Linked DNA regions of Homo sapiens: region 1 is linked to region 2. Evidence: chromatin loops called from intact Hi-C (ENCODE). Cell type or tissue: prostate gland. All regions are shown on one strand. Each heading gives the region's core, and the rest is flanking DNA. Links, peaks and the distances in the headings are about the cores only.

Evidence for each region. Hi-C counts contacts between places; a loop is a spot of excess contacts. Peaks named below come from ENCODE experiments on the same cell type or tissue, not always from the same donor. Only the 100,000 strongest peaks of a DNase experiment are listed, where the experiment ranks them.
Region 1: it touches region 2 in a loop (4-fold over the local background); 2 of 110 quality-filtered maps call a loop at or near these places.

The regions. Positions count from the first base shown.
Region 1 is chr6:133,895,314-133,905,449 of GRCh38, reverse strand. It overlaps a transcript of TCF21 not described here. Among named protein-coding and RNA genes, the nearest start is that of TCF21, 11 kb to the right of the region's middle. In prostate gland, for the core only: no CTCF peak of the experiment used is centred there; a DNase peak (open chromatin) is centred at 5,658.
Region 2 is chr6:133,238,732-133,248,867 of GRCh38, reverse strand. It overlaps EYA4 (EYA transcriptional coactivator and phosphatase 4), which reads right to left and starts at 7,511. Exons shown (of 20, transcript NM_004100.5): 1 at 7,119-7,511. It overlaps LOC124901231 (serine/arginine repetitive matrix protein 1-like), which reads left to right. Exons shown (of 3, transcript XM_047419612.1): 2 at 6,457-6,649; 3 at 7,212-8,548. The coding sequence ends at 8,082. RefSeq lists enhancers at 5,381-6,273, 6,274-7,168. In prostate gland, for the core only: no CTCF peak of the experiment used is centred there; no DNase peak of the experiment used is centred there; H3K27ac peaks cover 2,334 bases.

The DNA of each region.
Region 1 (10,136 bases), core at 4,677-7,176, 650 kb before region 2:
AATTAGTTAACAGAATCTGTTTTAATTTGGCAACGATCTGTTTTGGGGGTTTCTGGTTTCGGGGGTTTCTGGTTTCGGGGGTAGAAGCCTCTCATGGTGTACTGTGTCTTTAAAGGTTCTTAGAGATGGACTGGAAAAACAAAAAGTTGGAAGCCAGTTTATTCACTCCCCCACAGATGTAGTTTTAATTGTTCTCATTGTTTCATGTTCTCCTTCAGTCTTTGCCCAAGAACGTTTTTTAAAAAGTTGAAAATTGATCCAAAAGTGGTCATGGTATGAATTAGTGGAGAGGAAATAAACTCATTCATCTCAGTCAATCATTCTCTTAACCTGCAGAATGGTTAGACTTCCCTCTATGGCAAGAGGAAAAAAAAGTTAAATTAAAAATTGAGTCCTAGTAGTGAACTAAGTGATTTCTGGTGGGGTATAAAATAAGAAGCAATTTAGAAATGTGTATCAACATCCTAAAACTGGTCATGATCTTTGGCCCAGAAGTCTACTTCTGGAAGATGGAGACAAGGATCTAAGATGGGCATCCCAGCTCCAAGCAAAACTGCAAAATCAGACACAACCTAAATACCTGGAAATCATGGAATGGTTAGCTAAACTGTAGATGGAACAAATAACATATGATAAAATATTAAATGTTTTGAAGGTTTAGCAAGTTCTCGGAGTACCATGCTCTCTTCTCACAGAGGGACATCATCCTTCTCTTCTCAGCCCCATTTTGCTTATGCAGCCATAAGCAAAGTTGAGATGGGTCCCAGACCTAGGGTCATAACAGTAACTAAACAGATGTGAATGTATAATTCGTTTCAGGATTTTTTTTTAAATATTATGGAATGTGGAGAAGGAACTCATTCTAATGAGAGAGAGACAGTCTTAGAAGCAATTTCATGCTCTTTTTGGTATTGGTCCTAACTAGTTTTTAAGACTTCCTATAGCATACAGTTGAGACCGGGTGGGGTATTTATCAGACCAAATAACAGTCTGGTTCAAAAACCTTGGGATTCTTCTCTAGAGTTGTAACTTTTAAAAAATTGTTTTTAATGTTAGAAGGAACTTTAGAAATCTTACTGGTGAAGAAACCAAGGCACAGAGAGATTAAGTGACAGTTTGGATTATAATACCAAAAGACACATTTTTAAACACCATAATTGTTAATGTTGAAATCCTGAAAGAGCAAAATCCTCAAACTCTAAAAATCCTAAAATCCCCAAATCCCAAAATCTCAAACATCACCATCACAGGATAGTTGGATTATATTTGACAAGCTCTTATGAACCATCTCCATGCAAATTGCCCAAATCTATCCCTATATTATACTTGTTTATATGCTGAATTTTCTTTTTAGTTTTTAAATTTGCTTTTCCTTTTTTTAAAAATTTTCACTATTTTAAATTGTCAGCATTATTTCTTATAATTCTACACGCTATGTATTTAATCTTCACATCATTTCCAATATTGGAGGTATAAATCGTATAGAGACTTTTAGAGCATTCTAATTTGTTTTATGCATGTTTTGCAAATTTGACTCCATGAAGATGCATTATCAGAATGTTGCCTTTGTGTGTAAGCATTGTGCATGTACATAAAAATGTTAAAACTTCTTCAATAAATGAATAGATGTTCTTTTGTACATCTGCATTTGTGAAAGGTAAGATTTCTCAAGATCTCAGCTCTTAGGGTAACTGTATATGTGGTGGTGACCCATTGAGGTTTTCAATTGATCTTATCAGAAGGTTATGGTTGTTCATCATGGTATTTCAGATGGCCAGAGTTATAAAGTTGGGTACACTCAACTACCAACCATAGTGATATGCATTGATCCATTTCCTTTTCTGACCTACTTCCTTGTGAATACAATTTGTCTGCTCATAACTGTTTTGTCCATGTGACTGTCACTAGTATGCCTGAGTGCCTATGTTTGCAAAAATATATACATTATTATGGCTTATTTTATTATGTAAAGTGGCCTATGAAGCCTTCTGTTGCATTTTTATGCTTCTCAAGTAAATCCCCTTTTTAAAGTATAAATAAAAATCTTTTAAAAAATTAAATTTTTTTTTCAGAATTATATTTTTGAGATTCTGATCTTTTGGGATTCCAACATTCAGGTTTATAGCATTTGGGATTGTGTCTTTTGGGATTATGATCAGCTTCCATTAAAGGATTTGCTTGGGGTCAGAGCAGCTAGATGGCAGAGCATCCAAGCTCAAGTCTATCTATGAGCTTTTGAAAATACCACTTTTTGGTTGGTGTTATGGGTCACGCCAGTAATTCTAGCACTTTGGGAGGCCAAGGTGGGCTGATCGCTTGAGCTCAGGAGTTTGAGAACAGCCTGGGTAACATGGAGAAACGCTGTCTCTATAAATAATATTAAAAAATTAGCCAGGCAAGGTAGCACACAGTAGTCCTAGCCACTTGGGTGGCTGAGGTGTGAGGATCGCTTGAGCCCAGGACATAGAGGCTGTAGGGAGCCAAGATCGCGCCACTGCACTCCAGCCTGGGTGACAAAGTGAGACCCCGTCCCCCCCCCCCAAAAAAGGAAATATTACTTTTTAAAAAACTTATTCTAATACATTTGAATGTACCTGATATGAAATATTGAGAAGGATAGTGGAATTCAGTATCATATAATTTATGAGTTAATGTATAAGATTCAAAAGAGAAGAAAAAGCAAAAGACAGGTTCTAGAGACAAAAAGGTTTGGAAAATTGATGAACTGTTTGAGGGGATGGTCCCTAAGATGATGCAGAGGGCCTTGGGAGGTGGGGAATGAAAAATTAGCTCAGCTATCACTCTGATGGTCTATCATTCATAGTTTTTGAGTTGATTTTCCAGTAGTGGAGGTAAGTTTCTGTGAACACATCTATCATATTTAAAAATTTTTTCACTTAGGACCAAAAGTACATATTTACAAGATGGCTGCCCATATCCATGTAGCAGAATGATGGCCCACCGTATATAGCTCATCTCCAAATGGCCAGAGTCCAATTTCAGCCTTGGGAAAATAAAAACCTCCAGGACAACTACCTTAGATACAGGGAGGGATCTTTTGGAATCACTTCTTCAGATACTTGCCCACCATTGGTTAATTGGTTAGTCTGGGATAGAGGCAGGTGGGAGTGCTCCATTTTGGGCTAGCTACATGAATGGCAGGCTGAGGTGTCAGTAGCCTAGTGGTAGAGTACGGCAGGGGCAGCCAGCATGTCCTGGTAGCTGACCCTTGTGGAAACTGGCACAGCTGGCAGTTTTCAGAACACAAGATTGCCCTCCCCTGCCAGGTCCTTGCAGAAAAGTGATTGGGTCTTCTGAGGAATACTCAAGCTGGAAGTCAGGAACGTGTCCTCTAATTCAGCTATTTCCAATGTGTAGCACAGGGTCATGCATACGGTGGACACTCAATGATGATGCATATAGCCAGGCAGCCACAGATATAAGAGCAAGCCCCAGCAAGAACAGTAGAGTCCAGCTCAGAGTGAAATGAGTTACTATATATCATCATTCTAAGATGCATTTTCTCCCCAAATTTTCACTTTTTTTTTTTTTTTTTTTTTTGAGATGGAGTCTCTCTCTGCCACCTAGGCTGGAATGCAGTGGCACAATCTCAGCCCACTGCAGCCTCTGCCTCCTGAGTTCAAGTGATTCTGCTGCCTCAGCCTCTGGAGTAGCTGGGATTACAGTCACACACCACCACACCTGGCTAATTTTTGTATTTTTAGTAGAGATGGGGTTTTATCATGTTGGGCAGGCTGGACTCGAACTCCTGACTTCAAGTGATCCACCCGCCTTGGCCTCCCAGAGTACAGAGATTATAGATGTGAATTACCACGCCTGGCCCATTTTCACATTTCTAAAATCAGGATGCATCTTAACATTGGTCTCTTTGTTTCAACAATTTGTATTGTCGGAGCTATAATGGATTCAACTGCAGTTGAAGAATGTCTTTACAAAGATTATGCTCTGATTCCATATTGAAAAAATGTTATTTTATGCATAGAAAGTAATGGAAATAGAGAATCAATGTGTAGTAACAAAGGCATTTGCCATTGGAAGAATATCCATAATTCCATATTTTCTTACAAATTAACATCAAAGTGCTTTTTGGGGCATAAGAAAAAAAGTAAACAATAAGTAGATGATCCTGTGATATTTGGTTACTGAGATACATGCAAAGGATTGCCTAACACAGGCTGTATTAGTTTCCTGTGGCTGCCTTAATAAATTTCCACAAACTTGGTGCCTTCAGCTGACAATAATTTACTCTTCTCTTAGTTCTGGAGGCTGGAAGTTCAATGACAGTTTTGTTGGGTTGAAATCAAGGTGTAGGCGGAGCCATGTTCCCTTGGAGGCTTTAGGGGACAATCTCTTCCTTGCCTCTTCTGGTTTCTGGTGGCTGCTACTCTTCCTTTGTTTGTGGCTGCATCATTTAAATCTCTACTTCTGTCTTCACATCACCATTTTCTCTTCTGTGCATCAAATCCCCCTCTCCCTTTCTCTTATAAGGACACTTGTGATGGCATTTAGGGCCTACCCAAACAACCAAGGATAATCTCTCCATCTCAAAATCGTTAATCATATCTGCAAAGACCCTTCTTCCAATTAAGGTAATATTTACGGTTTCCAGGAATTAGAATCTGATTTCTTTGAGGCCACCATTTAGCCCACTACACAGGCCAAACAATGCAACTAGGGTTAGGGAAACCTCCAAATTTGTAAGAATAAGTAAAAGAAAGCTTGGTGTGACTAATTTATGTTGCTATTTTCATTATGCTCCCTGCCAAAAATATCAAGAAAGAGTCAATATTAAAACTATAGAATGGGTATCAGTTGCTTGGAAGAAAATTACAGAGATAACAGAGAACTCTTCTAAGAAATGTTCTTAATAAACCAGAAGATAAAATTGGGTGGTAAATCACTAGATATTGACCTTTCAAAGTGGAAAATTATTCAGAAGGGCCAAAGAATTTTTTTAAAAAAACTTTTGTGTGGTAGATTAATTATAAAAATAGTTCTAAATTTCCACACGTACACAGTCTACATGTTCTAAGCAAAGTGCATTTGTAGTTTCTCCCATTGAGAGGTAAAATTTATTTCCCTATCTCTTGAATCTGGGATGCCCTTGTGACTGGCTTTAGCCAATAGAACACAGCAGAAGTGGCACTATACCTGTTGTAAACCTAGGTCCAACAGGCCTTATGACTTTCTGTTCCCTCCCTAGTTGCTACAAGAACAAACTAGCCTATGGGATGATTAGAGATGCATGGTTTAGCTGGACCCAGTGGCTCACACCTGTAATCCCAGCACTTTGGGAGGCCAAGCTAGGTGAGTTGCTTGAGGTCGGGAGTTCGAGACCAGCCTGGGCAACATGGTGAAACCCTGTCTCTACTAAAAAAGAAAAAAAGCTGGGTGTGGTGGTATGCACCTGTAGTCCCAGCTACTTGGGAGGCTGAGGTGGGAGGATTGCTTGAGCACAGGAGGTGGAGGTTGCAGTGGGCCAAGATTGTGTCACTACACTCCAGCCTGGGTGACAGAGGCAGACCCTGTCTAAAAAAAAAAAAAAAAAAAATGCATGGTTTGGTTTTCCTCATACCCTAGCCAATAACTGGCCAGCCACCAGGCATGTGAGTGAGGCTGTTCTTGACCAGCTAGCTCCTAGCCAAATAGACAGCCAGCCAAAAATGTATGGGCAAGCCCCAGCAAGAACAGTAGAGCTCAGCTCAGATCAGCAGAGCCTCTTAACTAACTCAGATTCCTGAGTAACAACTAAAGCTTATTGCTTTTAAGCCACTGGGTTTCAGGATGGTTTCTTTTATGACAAAAACTGTTACATAATAAAAAGTCACAAGACTTTCATGACTGGGATTGACTAAATGATTCAGAATGAATTAGGCTCTGAATATAAAATAATTTTTGGAATATTTTAACTAGTTTATTTTGCTTATAATTTCCTTTTATGTATCCTTAATGGCAATATAGGATTAAAATAAAGTTATAAATAAGTCTAAAAGAGATCCTTAAGTAAGTATAAAATACAAATTCTAATTTTAAAAAGGCTTAATGTCATGCTTTTATTGGAAGTATTTCTTTCCTTTGTATGGCTACAGTTTTTAAAATTTCTTTTATTCTGGGACCCTCCTACATTCAAGGTAGTTTCAACAAAATAAAAGAATTCTATACTCAGCTTTCTGCCACTTTTTCACTATATAGCTCTTGGCAATTTATTTTCCATCTCTGAGTTTCAGTTGCCCTATAAAAAAAAGTGAGGATAATAATACCTCTGGGTCAGGGTTGTTTTGAAGATGAAATATGATAGCCTCTATAAATGTGCTTCATGAATGCAAATGGATGAAAAAAATTAAGAAATCTTAGTCTGTGCTGTTATTTCTTAAATGTGCCTTACAATAACATTTTACTGGCTAAAAAGTGCTAGTGATTTCCTCAATAAGATTGTTCTAGTCCATAAAGTAGATCATTTAGGTTATATGAATTTGTTTTGTTGTTATCTCTGCTCCTTCCCCACATCATAGACACAATAAGACCTGAGAACATGACCTTTTTCCAAAAACATGTTGCTCCCCATTGGAGTAGCAGAATAAACCCAGGTGGTCCATATGTAGACACCCCAGGCCTTATGGCATTGTATTATGTTTGTAGCAAACCGATTTGGGATTCTTGTTGCATTCAAAGCCTCCATTGCAAAAAGCTGCCCCAGCCAACAGCCAACCCATCTCCAGCCAACTACAGCTGATGGGATAAGAGGCATACAACTGCCTGGAGAATCTAACCACAGCCTCTAGATGAAGTCAGTAGTGGTCTCTATCTTGAAAATTCAAATTCAAAAGATATGGAGATGTAAGCTTTGGATAGTGGAGTTTGCAACTGAATTCAGTTCTTGCAGAATTGGGGCCATAGTCAGCAACTTAATAAACCAAACCTATGTGAAATCGATAGTTCAGAAGCAGTTGAAAGTGAGCCAGCACAGAAAATTAGGTTGCAGAGGACAAAATGCAGAAGACTGGCAGAGAAAACAGAGACAAGGGCCCAGAGAGCTCCAGCTCCAGAGAGGAGAGAGTTTCACTCCTAACTTTTCAGTTTCCCAGGGGATATTCCCTAATTCCTTGTTACAATTTATTTTCTGCCAGGAGATGTCAGCCAGATTCTCTGGACTATCTTTACAATACCTAATTCCCCTTTTTATTGGAGCTAGTTTGTATGGATTTTTATTACTTGTAACTATATGACCCAGTTAGTTTTAAAAAATTCTCCTGGGTTTAGAGATGTCTTAGATTGCTTTCATTCAAGGGGAATATTATTTGGTGATATAATATAAAATATAGATTTGGTCTCTGTCCCGGTTCTTGGCACAAGAGCTTCTAAGACTCTTGGAATCTCCTGAGTGATAAGAATTTTTTTTTTTTTTTTTTGCATGCTAATGAGATGGCTGGTGGCTGGAATCACTGCATGGTCCATAGACAGCTAAGGTATAGCAACTGGTTGCCTGAGGAACCAGCCTTGTGATTAGAGGGTCAGCATTTTCAGCCCCACTTCACCTCCAGGGAGGGAAAAGGGGCTGGAAATTTGAGTTCAATCCCTTATGGCCAATTGTTTAATCAATCATGACTATGTAATGGGATCTCCACAAAACCCCTAAACAACAAGGCTCAGAGTGCTTTTGGGTTGGTGAACACATCCGCTTACTGGGAGGGTGGGACACTCTGCCTCCATGGGAACAGAAGATCTCATGCTCAGGACCCTTTAAAACCTTGCTCTATATACTTCTTCATCTGGCTATTCATCTGTATCTGTTGCAATATCCTTTATAATAAGCTATTCTTTGTAATAAACTAGTAACTGTAAATAATAAACTAGTTCATCTGTGTCCTTTGTGATATCCTTTATAATAAACTAGTAACTGTAAATAAGTGTTTGTGAGCTGTTATAGCAAATTAGCAAGGAGTTAGCATCAGAATTGAATTGTAGGACACCCAGTTGGTGTCCATAGAGAATTGGAGAATCCATTTGTATGTGGGAAAACTCCACACATTTGGTGTCAGAAGTGTTGTGACTGTACAGAAAGGGAGAGTTTTTCTTTTAGGGAGGAAAAGTATGATTGTTAAGAAAAAAAAAAAAGACTAGGTGCAGTGGCTCAAACCTGTAATCCCAGCACTTTGGGAGGCCGAGCGGGTGGATCACCTGAGGTCAGGAGTTCGAGACCAGCCTGGCCAACATGGTGAAACCGCGTTTCTACTAAAAATACAAAAATGAGCTGGGCATGGTAGTGGATGCCTATAATCCCAGCTACTTGGGAGACTGAGGCAGAAGAATCGCTTGAACCCAATATTAACTAGTGTCTATTATGTTCCAGGCATTGTCCAATTACACATTATCTCACAAAAGTAGTCATTATTATACTCATTTTAAAGAGATGGAAGAACCAAGGTCCTGAAAGGTCTAGTATCTTGTCCAAGAACTCAGTCAAAAGCTCTTTCCACTATACCAGTGTCTCACCTACATCTGTGAAAAGCAATACATTACTTCCTCATCACCAACTGGATTAATTTTAAAATAAGGTCATGTAATCTGCTTAGTGTCTCAAATCATTTTCATTATCAAAGCACATTTTAAACTAATGATTCTAGTCTACGGGCCATGTAAATTAACATCTAGTAATATATTTTACTGGAAAAGGAGAGAGCATATTTCGTGAGTGCTGCAAACAATCCACCACCACCTGATTTCACCCAGTCCCATCATACCTACTTGCTTTATTCTTTTCTCAAATGTGCGCCCAGACTTCAAGGTAAGAGGTTCAAGTTCAAGTTCAATTTAACCACAACAGCCCATTGTCACTTTGCCCCATTACTCTCTATCTTATCTATCTTATAGCCTCAAAGAGTTAATGATTCATTCATGATTCAACATTTATTGAGGTGTCAGGCACTACACTGAGTGCTGGGTACAAAAGACCGCCTGACACTGTTTTTGAGAAGTCTGTTCTCGTCACTCTGGGGCATTCTAAAGGGATGCTCTCTCCTCCTTTTCCCACCCTTTCTCCCCGTTCGGCCCTGAGAGGGGCTCTTAAATAGTCCTTGGAGGTGGTTAATCTTTCGGTGAACTGGAAGGAGGGTGGGCCCGCGCAGCCTGCCCAGACCCAAAGATCAAAGGCGTGTTCCTCCAAACGCCTGAAGGAAGCCCGGCGGACTCTGAAGAATGCTGCTGGCAACCAGCGAGTTTCCAAGGGCAGAGCCAGCATTTGGAGCGAAGGATGCAAAGCTAAGAAAGGATGTTGGCAGGCCAGCTGCGCCCCGCTCGCACCTGGGTTCCCCGCGGTGTGGGGACGTAACCCAGAACCTGCCCTGCGCCTCATCCCTGAGCCAGCGGATCTGCAGCGGGACACGCACCCGCTGGCCCGGAGATTGCACCCGGAAAGGGACGGAAAGGAGGCTGTGCGGACTGAGGCTCAGAACTCCTTCCCCGTCTCGCCTACTTCCAAAAACTCTTCTCCCAGGCGGGGAAGCCTCAGAGGCTGCTTCCCTCCTCCGCCTTTGCGCTCAGCTCCCCGCTGGCCGCGAGCTCTCCAGGCACTCCTGCTGCGCTCGCCACCAGCCGTGGCGTCCCTGCAACCCCAACTCCAGGCCGACTTCCCGACGCACACAGTGCCGGACCAGAGCAAGGCCAACCACTCGCACTGGAGTGATGGGGAGATTTTTTTCTGGCCCGAGAATGGACCAAGGGACTCTCTTGCAGGGGACGTGATTCCAGGGAGCCCAGATTTCTCTCTCCCTTAGAGGTCGCAACGGAGCCAACAGAAGTCTGGCTTTAATCCACTCAGGACTTAAAAACATCATCTAATGACTGAAATCTGTCTGAGAACACAGGATGAGCGCATCCATGTCCACACACCCGGGTGGAACAAATCTTTTATTTTCTGAAGACAAGTGATTTGAAGTCCAGACTGAATGGCATTTAAGAATTAGGAATCCTGCGTGCCATCCTGGAGTGAATTAAACTAAATTAGAGTCCAGAATATGCAGCTTCTTTAAGAAAAAATTCTCCTCTGAAATATTTTCTTTCCCACTGCATTAAGTAGTGTTCCTCATGAGACACCTGAAAACATTGATTGTTAAAAT
Region 2 (10,136 bases), core at 2,845-5,344:
ATAAAACAGTAGAATTGCCGTTCTTGACAGGTTTATTGAGGTTTGCATGCTTAAGTTACCTACTAGAAGCATTGTTTTAGATTACTGGAAAACCTGCAAAAGGAAATCTGAATGTGATTCACCTACAACGTCATTAAATTTAGCAAGAATGACTTGAGTCATAACCGCACATGAATATACATTTGCATTCAAATGTAAGAGAAAAGAATTAGGTAATGTAGAGATCTGCTGATTCCCCCAAGTCATCATCACTTTCAACATACTGAAAACATTAAGTTAGAAATATTCAATCTCTTAATCAGAACATTCGGTTCTTTTCAAATCTTTTAACATTAGGGAGTTCAAAGTCAGAGGTGAAATGTAATGAATAGATCACTCCGTTGGGTATATGCAGAGGTCTGTGAATTGTATATATGACCTTGTGCATAATGAGCCCTCCCGGTATGTGGTACACCTACTTGATTAGGGATAGAATTTCAAACTCTGTACTGTTGCTTTTGTGAGTAGAATTAAACTTAATGGCACATGAATGTAAATTTTTATGATTTAATTGTAGTCTTTCACAAGAAATGTCCCTTTCATTTTAAAAAGAAAGGGGGAAAGGATAACAGAAATAGTAGCAATAATTTACGTGAAAATCTAAAGTCATGTCAAGTTAGGCCACTGCTGGTGTTTCTTCTTACAGTCTTTAAAGGAGGAAAGATGTTCTAATTAATAAAGTCAACCTTTGCAGGTACAAGTCCTTTGTGCCTCATTCAGACCTGTAACTACACACAGGGAACATTTTGATCAGTTTTAATTTTCTCAGTGCTAAATCGAATTTGAAGACTGGTTAATACGGATACTCAAGTTATAGAAGGGAGAGTAGACACACCTTTCTGCTGATATGTCACACTGGGAGATATTTTACCGTATCTGACAGTCTGTTTTTTAGTGATGCCACATGAACATGTTAGGGCAGGTACTCTGAATTAACCCCTTTTGTCAGAAGACTTGAATTTTTTTGCAGCAGTTTCCATACATTGAAGACACTTAGAGAGAACTCCAGAGGCGGCGGCCACCGTGAGAGGGTACTGTTGGTGAGTCATTCTCAGGCTACCTACATCCTGCTTCACCTAGAGCAGTGGCACATTTCTCTACTGGGCATATCATCAGTTTCCATTTAAATGAAAGGATCCGTGGCTGAGTATATAAGTAAATAAAAAAATGAAAACCACTGCTTCAGTGGAAAAATACTATAAAATTGTAAAACAGGTTATTAACAGCAAAAGTATTTACCTACAGAAAACCTTACACATGCGATAACCAGATAAATTGAATGTATTTCCAAAATATGGGCAGCTCCATTATAATTTAAACCTGCCTCCAGAAGTCCATCATGCACTCTTTAACTCTTCAAGCCTTATTAGTTGGTTCAACATAAATGTGCAGATTTGAGATTCAAAACCAGCATTAAAACAACAAAAAACAAAAACAAAGAAAATACAAAGTTGATAACATTTAACCAATTTGGATAAGGCTTGAAGAGCAAAGGAAGATTCCACATGTTAGTTAAATATTTAAAAGATCTGGTCATAAGTTCTTGATAATTGGGAAACATTACAAAATACAGCATTTCTCCAAATTCAGTCATTTGCTGTCCAGCCTTCATGACTGTGGTTATTTAGGCCATATTCTTGTTCACTGTTACTTAATACGTTTCTTCAGATACTTAATTTTTTTTCTTTGACTTCAATACTTTGTTTGGTCTTGTCTCAAACAATATTGCCCATGAAGTTACAGGTTTAATACAAAATTTAACAAATTTTTCTAATATCTAGTTATCCTTACATAAAATATAAGTATTATTAAAACAAAATGTTCAGGTACCACCTAAAAATGGTGGTATATGACTGATGGAAGCAAGAGCCCAGCACACGCTTAAGGATAAGGGTGCTGGCCTCATACTGGGGAGTTAGGATCCTGGCTCCACTGTGCTGCATGACTGGGTCTCAGCTTCCTTATCTGTAAAATAGGAATAACAAAAGTACCTAATTTACGGCATAGTTAAGAAGATTAAAATTAGCTAATCCATATAAATGCTTAAAACAGTGTTTTGCACGAAATTCCTGAGTAAATGCTAGCTATGATGTTATGATGGTGATAGTGATTAATATTATAGTAATAATGACAGCCAAATTGTAATTATCTAAAGACTACAGTGACCACTTTTATTTAAAAATACACTTTAGGATATAAATATACTCAAGAAAATATGCTCTCATATTTGACATCTACATTAATATATGCCTTGGTGATACAAAAGCTATTCCACATTGGTTTAACGCAATTTCACTTTGAAAATATTCATGTGATAATAGGAATCAGACTTTGCCTAAAAATTATAACCTAAATAAACTACCTGTGCAGAAAAAAAAAAACTAAAAAATTCTAACACGATAGAACATATAGGTCTTTCTCCTACTGTCCAAAAGTACGTTAAAATAAATTTACTTACTGTATGTAAATAAAAGCTTTAAAAATATGAACATACTGTATTAAAACATTTCATATTGGAAAAAAATGAGAATTTCTGGTATTTTAGAATGGTGTCTTTCTTCATCATCCATGCACTGAAATCTCAGGGTAAGAAAAGGGCCAGACCAACTCTGAAAGGTTTCAAATATCAAACTATACTATTGTGTCAGTACCCTAAGATCAATTAGCACCTTTCAATGACAAAAAAGGTTACAGTGAGACTCAGAGGTGCACTCTCTGAAACTGTCTCAAATCACTATATAAATGTGGTTTTGATAACACAAAATGGTTTCTATTTTAAATTAATCAGTTTCATCTCTTTTTCTGGAGGTGTGAAAGGGGTTAGGGGAGTAAGAATAGTAGTGTTCATTTTCAGTATCTCTTTACTAATAAAAAGATGGATGGAGAAACACTAAGAATGACAAATTTCAAGCGTAAAATGACATATCACCAAAGCATATATTAATGTACAGCTCCACAAGCAATATTGAGTGACAGTAATGTTTACAAAGTCTTCAAACCTCTTAAAAGCAATCAAAGTTGCTTGTACTTCTTTTGAATGTGTAACTCTTGTTCATTTTCTTCCACTTAAGTTCAAGCTAAATGACGCCAAGTTTGGCTCCAAAAATGATTTAATGACTATGCAGTGTCCCCTTCATTAAAACACATCTAACTATAAGATGCAGCATTACACATATTGCATCTCACCCATCTCCAGGGCAAATGCCTGAAACAGCATGTCATTTCTTAGTTTAGCAGGAAAAATTCATGAGAGAAGCAGGTACACTGCAATGCCACCCCATTCCCCTGGTGTTGATTTCCTTCACCTAGTAACCATTGTAATAAAATCCCCCAACTGTATTTCTGAATATAATTAGTTTAAGATACTCTACAGGGAGGCACGTTATAAGAGTTTAGCATTTAGTACATGTAAGAATAATATCCATTTAGAAAAAGAAACTGTCAAGATTATATTCTCACTGAAAAAAGAAGAAGGTGTTTTGATAGAGGTTTGTTCAGCTCTTCAATGAGAGGATTCAAAACGTCTCCTACTTTTGATAGCACACTTTTCTATTTATTTCTTAAATAAGTGATCTGAAATATTTACAACCAGACAGTACCTAATTTTAGGTTTTAAGTGCTTTAACAGCTCCATGAAATATGATCAGCAGCTGCAATACAGAACTATGGTGAATAAACTCCTTATAAAGAGGGGCCTGTTTTTACAGAATGTCCAGTGTTCTTGCATTTACCTAACAGAAAAAAATGATAATGAGAAAGCATAATACATACTTGCATTCTTAAATTACTTAACACTTAACTAAGTAGTGAAAAAGATTATCACCCCTCTTCTTGAAATCTGTATAAAAACTGTGAGTTTTTGTGGGGCAAAATAAGTTTGATTATTTGAAAGTTAGAATGTGAACTTCCTAACATTCTAACTTTTTATAACAATAGTCATCGTCTTTCTGTCATTCTATCTTTCTAAAAATCCTAAAAAATCTAATTCCAGTGCATAAAATGTTAAAATGAAATATCAAGCCATATAAATATATTTTTAGACACGACATCAGTCATTTAGAGCTTGCAACAGAGACTGAAAACATGAAATTGGATACTCTATTTCCCGTGGCTATGTAAAATTTATTTACACCCCAAAGTACAACATAAATAAAAAGGAAACTCTTAGAAATGGAGTACTTGTTTTTCCTTTTTTTTTTTTAACCCAAAGAGCCTTATTAAAAGAAAAAAATAAATTATAGCAAAATGACAAGTAACTCATCTGCCAGTCACCCGTCAAAAAAGAAACTTCTATGCAATTTTTTTCTCCAGCTTCTAGAAACCCTCTGAAATTCAGCATCTATTTTTCTTAACAATTAATAATTATTATTCCTTTTTATACAATCACTCCTTTTTATACAAATCTTAAGATTTTAAAAATTTTAAAACTTAAGCCTACTACTTAAAAGAAGTGTTAATTGTGAGTACATACATATATGTGAGACGTTTTATTTTGGAAATGAGAAATTCAATTTCAAATATTCAACAAATACTAATAAAAAGAAAACAACTGAGTAAATCTTATTTTAGTTATAATTGTGAACCAACCGGTAGTTACAATGGTCTTTAAATATTGAAACATACTATTTTCAGGAAATTTACAAAGGAAAACAGGCTTTTGAAAACCATATTGATTGTAGACCTTTACTTATTATGAAAGACAAGTACATATCACTAATAATCAGAGAAAGGAGACATTTTCAACAAATCTAATTATGTTGCTTTCAAAGCTGTAGCTGTCAAAGGTTTTAACATTCTTGTACAGTCATTCCTAAATACGGGTTTAACTTTGAATGACTTACAACTTTTAATCAGGTGGAACAAACTATTTTTACGGTTTATAACAATAAATGTGGGTGTAGTTATGTCTGCTTTCGATATTGTTGCCATAAAAATCAGATTCTGGCAGTCTTGCTCCACACAAAACAATCTGTCTCTTGTTACTACTGCTTTTTGTTTCTTGGGATAATGTTATTTTTAAAAATACACAAATGTCTTTGAATGCAGTCTCCTAAAACGCTCCGTATCACGTATCAAATATTTTTTGGGGGGATTCTCTCCCCACCCCCTCTAGTTTTTGGTTCTTCAGGTTTAAGCTTGCCAATAATATTTTAAAAGACAAAAAAAAAAAAAAAGGCACTGATTCTGCTTAAAACCAAACCGTACCCGGGAAAGGAATTCAAGTACAATCCCTTCCCTAAGGTTTTAAAAACAAAAACAACGCAACAAACAAAAAAACCATCGTCAACTTTCAATCCTGTCAGTCACCTACGTGTAAGTGAAACTTCAGAAGCTGCTGATGGGGAGCCCGCGGTTGTTAAACGCTCCTAAGACTCCCACCTAAATCCCGCAGGAGCCCGCACTGAAACTGACAAACACCCGAGGGTTCACAAAGTGGCCACAGATGAGAAGAGGAACAAAATGCCATATTCCAGGAGGTGTATTTCGCTCCAACAATTACGTTGATCCCAGGGTGCCAAGCCAAAAGGGGTAAGGGAGAAAGAAAACTGTTAAGTATGAGCCCTTAATGTGAAACCTAACCTGTTGGTTCTCTTAGGTATCAGATTTTGGAAGTGTCTGTAATGACAGCCAGGAAAGCAAACTAATGGCCAACGGCCCACTGGGTTTGAACACCAGAGTCCTGTTACCTCCTCACAGATCAAGTACACAACACACACACACACACACACACACACACACGAAGTTGCTCCACGTGGAACTGCTCTGGAACCAAAACACACGCCCGGGCGCTATTCTGCACCTTGGCAGAAAGGGCAGAGGGACCTGCACCTTCCTCCCCTGCCCTCAGGTTAAGATTCATGAATGACTCTCTAGGCCCGCTCGGGATGGCGGGGAGAGGCGCAGGAGACGCGGTGAGAGAGGACAGTCTCCACACCACTCTCCCGCACACACTCTCACCCCAGGCGCAAATCCGTTGTCTTCATAGGAAGGAGAAAGAGGGGTGGTGGTGAAGGGAAACACTATCCTCCCAAGCAGGGAAGAGATGACAAAAATTAAATTGCGCTCTCTGCTTTCGCCCCAGCTCTGCCACCGGACTCGGTCCGCAAATTCCCTAATCGCTCCGAGCTGTTCAGAATCTCGCAAACAAAGGGAGAAAACTCTTTCAAGTGCTACCAAACGAAAGTTCGGGTTGCTGTGCGGCGCAGAATAAAACAAGCACACACACGTCTACTTCCAAACCTCGCTTCACCACGCTAAAAATCCGAGCCATTTCAAGTTCCACTGCCTCCCCAGACCCAGCAGGCTTGGAAGGAGAGAAAAACCTGCTCTACCCAGCCAGGTCCCTTCCTTTGGAGAAGTTATAAGCCTTCCATGGCACCCGCTACTCGAGCCAATGAACGCGACTGCTCTGACAAGGCGCCTCTAATTTCACCGACCCTGGCAAACTGCAGGAGACATTCAGTCCACGCCACATAAAAACTATTAAAGTGGGATCGCCGCAGTTGAAAAGCCCGATCAGTGCCTGGAGATTAGAACGCGAGCCTTTAAAGTACACACGCACCCGGCACCGGGAAAGCCCAGGCGCCTGTGACCCTCCGAAGGACTCTGGGTCAGCATCCTCGCGCCTGGACCATCTAGGGGGTCATCAGAAAGTAATACACGTCATAAGAAAGATGTGGGGGAGACCCCGATGCTCGCGCCTCTGCCAGGTGGAGGCGGGGTGCAGGTAGAAGCCGCGCGCTGGACTGCTGGATGAACTCCGTTACGCGCAGGCTCCGCGCCGACCCCGGAAGGGACAGGCAGGCTCGGAAGGGACCCTTGGGGCTTGGGGACGTCTTCTAGGGCAGAGAGCACCGCTGCGGTCCGAGCGGCCCGGGCCCTCAGGCGTGGGGCACCCGGCCTCCAAGCGCCCCCCGGGGACGCAGGCGCCCACGCACCGTCCAGCTGCGCGTCCTCAGTACCCAGCGCTCGGCGTCCCCGGCGGAGCCTCGCGCACTTTCCCGGAAAGTTTGGGGGTTCTCTCAACTCAGGCTCCCCCGGGAGCCCTGGGGCGGGGGTTGGAAGAAGGGGTCACTCACCTCGTCGCCCGGTCCGCCTCGGGTTCCCGAAGTGTCTGTCCCAGCCGCGGTTCAGTGCGTCCGTAATTAAGTATTTATTCTCGTTCCTTCCAGTGTCGAAGTTTCCCCTTCGCGCTGTGCCTCTGGTGAAAACAGGACATCCCCTTCGGCCACCCCACAACAAATAGCGTACACAAGCGGGGGAGAAGCGGGGCGGAGGGAGAAGCCGGCTCCGAGGGGGAGGAGGAAAGGAGAGGAGCCAAAACTCCGGACTGCGACAGGGGGGAAAGGAGAAGAAAAGAAAATGAGAGAGCGCGCCCAGCCGCCGCAGTCGTCACTCCCCGGCTTTTCCCGCAGCTCTTTCCCCCTCTCTAAGGCAGCGACAACTTCACGTGGACAGGATGGAAGTTTTGCGCGGAAGCCGGGAACGGCCGGAGCGTGCGCCGCGCTGCCGGCAGCCTCGCACTTGCGCAGGGAGGTGGGGCGGGGGCGACGTCGCCACCGGCTACTGCGGGCTCGTGAGGCCGCCGGGGGCCTCGGGGGAGGCCGCCAGGGACGCGGGGGGCGGCGGCGCGCGGGGGACCCACTCCGTTTTTATTTGACCTCGGGTGACTGCCTATTGTCATGGTTTGCGATCTCGCGTGGGGACCGCCCAGGGCCTCGGGGCCCTGGATGTCCCGGGTGGCGCCGCCGTAATCTCCGTGCCCTCCGCGCCGCCCCCACCCCGCCCCCACCCGGGCCGACTCGAGCGGCTGCAGCCTCCAGGCTGAGGGGAGGGACCCGCGACCGCGCTCTCCTCCCTGGGCCGGAGAGCCACTGTCGATCCCCACCTGCTTCTGTGGGGCAGCCCCCGGAATTGCCTGGAACTCTCTCGCTACCCAGTTCCCCTGTGCAGGCCACTGCGGGCCCCCTGCCGGACTCCTTTCCACTTACCCCAAGGGAGGAGACAGAAGGGACTTCGCCTACTTGCAACAACGTGAAATAAAAACCAACCCAGACCAGACTGGGGCGCTTTTTCTGACGGGAGGAAATACCCTTTTCCGTGGAGATATATGTTATGAAGGACTAAGCGGTCTGGGGATAGGCTGTGCTGCGAAGGGCCTGGGCCCCTTCCAGTGCTGCTGGGTGCAGGTATAGGCATCCGTCCCAGACGCCCAAAGGTCAGGCAGCAACGACTTACTTCCAAGGCGGCGTCAGAGCTTCTCTAGGCACATTGCTGAAATGACATTTCGTGTCTAAGCCTTCTGCGCATGCACTACGCGACTACATAGGATTTACGATTTTATACCCACACGTGTGTATGCCACAACCAGGGGACACAGCAAAGGTAGACGGAATAAACAATCCATAAATTTTGCATCCATTTAATCACCTCTTCCAAAAACCTATTGTCTATTTTAGCGGCACCTTCTCTGTCATATTGATAATAAATGTTTTAATTTATTGATAAATCACTGAGTGTCAATCATTGTATTGGTCACTTATGGTACATGAGTTCATTTAACTTCCATGACAACTCTACGGTGGTCATTATTAAGCCGGTATAAAAGATGAGGAAACCAAAGCCCAAAGAATCATGAGTGACTTTTCCAAAGACAAATCCAGTGGTCTCTAATCACAAAGCCTATGATACAACAACCTCTACATTACCTTAGGTGTGGTCTAAGAGATTACAGATTAATCCGTAGAAATTACTCCCATTCAAAGAAAGTTTAGTTTTAATATATTCACTAAGTTACGTTCTGAAAAAGGTTCAGAAAAAAGATTTCATCCTCTACTTTAGGTTGGTCTTATGCAACTGATATGAGCACTGTCTAATTCAAAAGCAGTATCAACCCTGAATACTTATGGTTACAATTTATTTTTTAATGAGTGGGGAATTATCTACAATGCTTAAGAGGCTCTAGAAAAGGTGGTGTTGTAAATTTAAAATGATAAAGGCAGTCGTTGCTGCTCTCATCACTTACTGGGTGTTCTTTCCTGCAGATTTATTTTGGAGGGTGTAGGCATTGCCAGGCATAATGTTTCCTTTTCTGGTTCTCAAGGTAGAAAGGGTTCTGGCAGTGGGGTTGGCACAAAGCGGATTTGGAGCATGGTTGAGAGCACATTCTGGCCTAACGAGGAATGCCAGTTAATATACACTGGAGAGAAAAATATGAATGGACAGATTTAATTAATTTTGCAGATTTATTTTCTCCATTTCACATGTGAGAAAACTAAGGGCTCAGAATTTTTAGAAGCTTGCTAATAAATGGCAGACCTGAGTTTCAAGCCAGCCTTTATTTAAGTCCACTCTTAGTCACTGTGATGCTATTATTAGTATTAATGGTATTCAGAAAAATAGTAATTCTTTTAAATATGTAATATATTACAAGCCAAATATGCAATTTAAATGTTTTGTGAATCATAGTGTCTAAGAATGTTCTGTGGCTATAGCAAATATCATGTAAGGATTAAGTACAATGATGAATTTAATACTGTCCTCAAAAGGCAACAACATTTTGAATTTCATTTTGGCATAAAACATTATGTGCTAGTTTCACCTACAAATAAAGGTGGGAGATGTATGATTTGAATAAAATAAAAATTCATACTTTAGCATATTGTTAACATAAATATAGGGTGGGTTTTCTTAGCATGTTTCTTTGTACCCTTCTAAAGTCAGATTTTTCAGTTACACTGACCTTGCTTTCAAGGTCACTTTGCTCCTGCATAGTTTTTTGTACATCTAGATAAGAATACATGTACAGAAATTATTTTTAAAATCCAGGATAATATATTAGTTATTTGACTTCATATTACTACCTTCTAATAGTTGTCTTAAATATACATATATTAACATGGACACCACTAGGTGTCAGATAAAACGTCAATTTTCAGTACACATTTGAAATAAGTTTAACATAGGAAACAGAATTTTAGGGTTATAAAGGCAAAAATGTATTGTTTGCTTAAATGAGGCCTTATTTCCAGCATTTACATTGAATATCACTTTTATAATTATAGCCATATCGCCTATATTATTGACTTAATATGTAT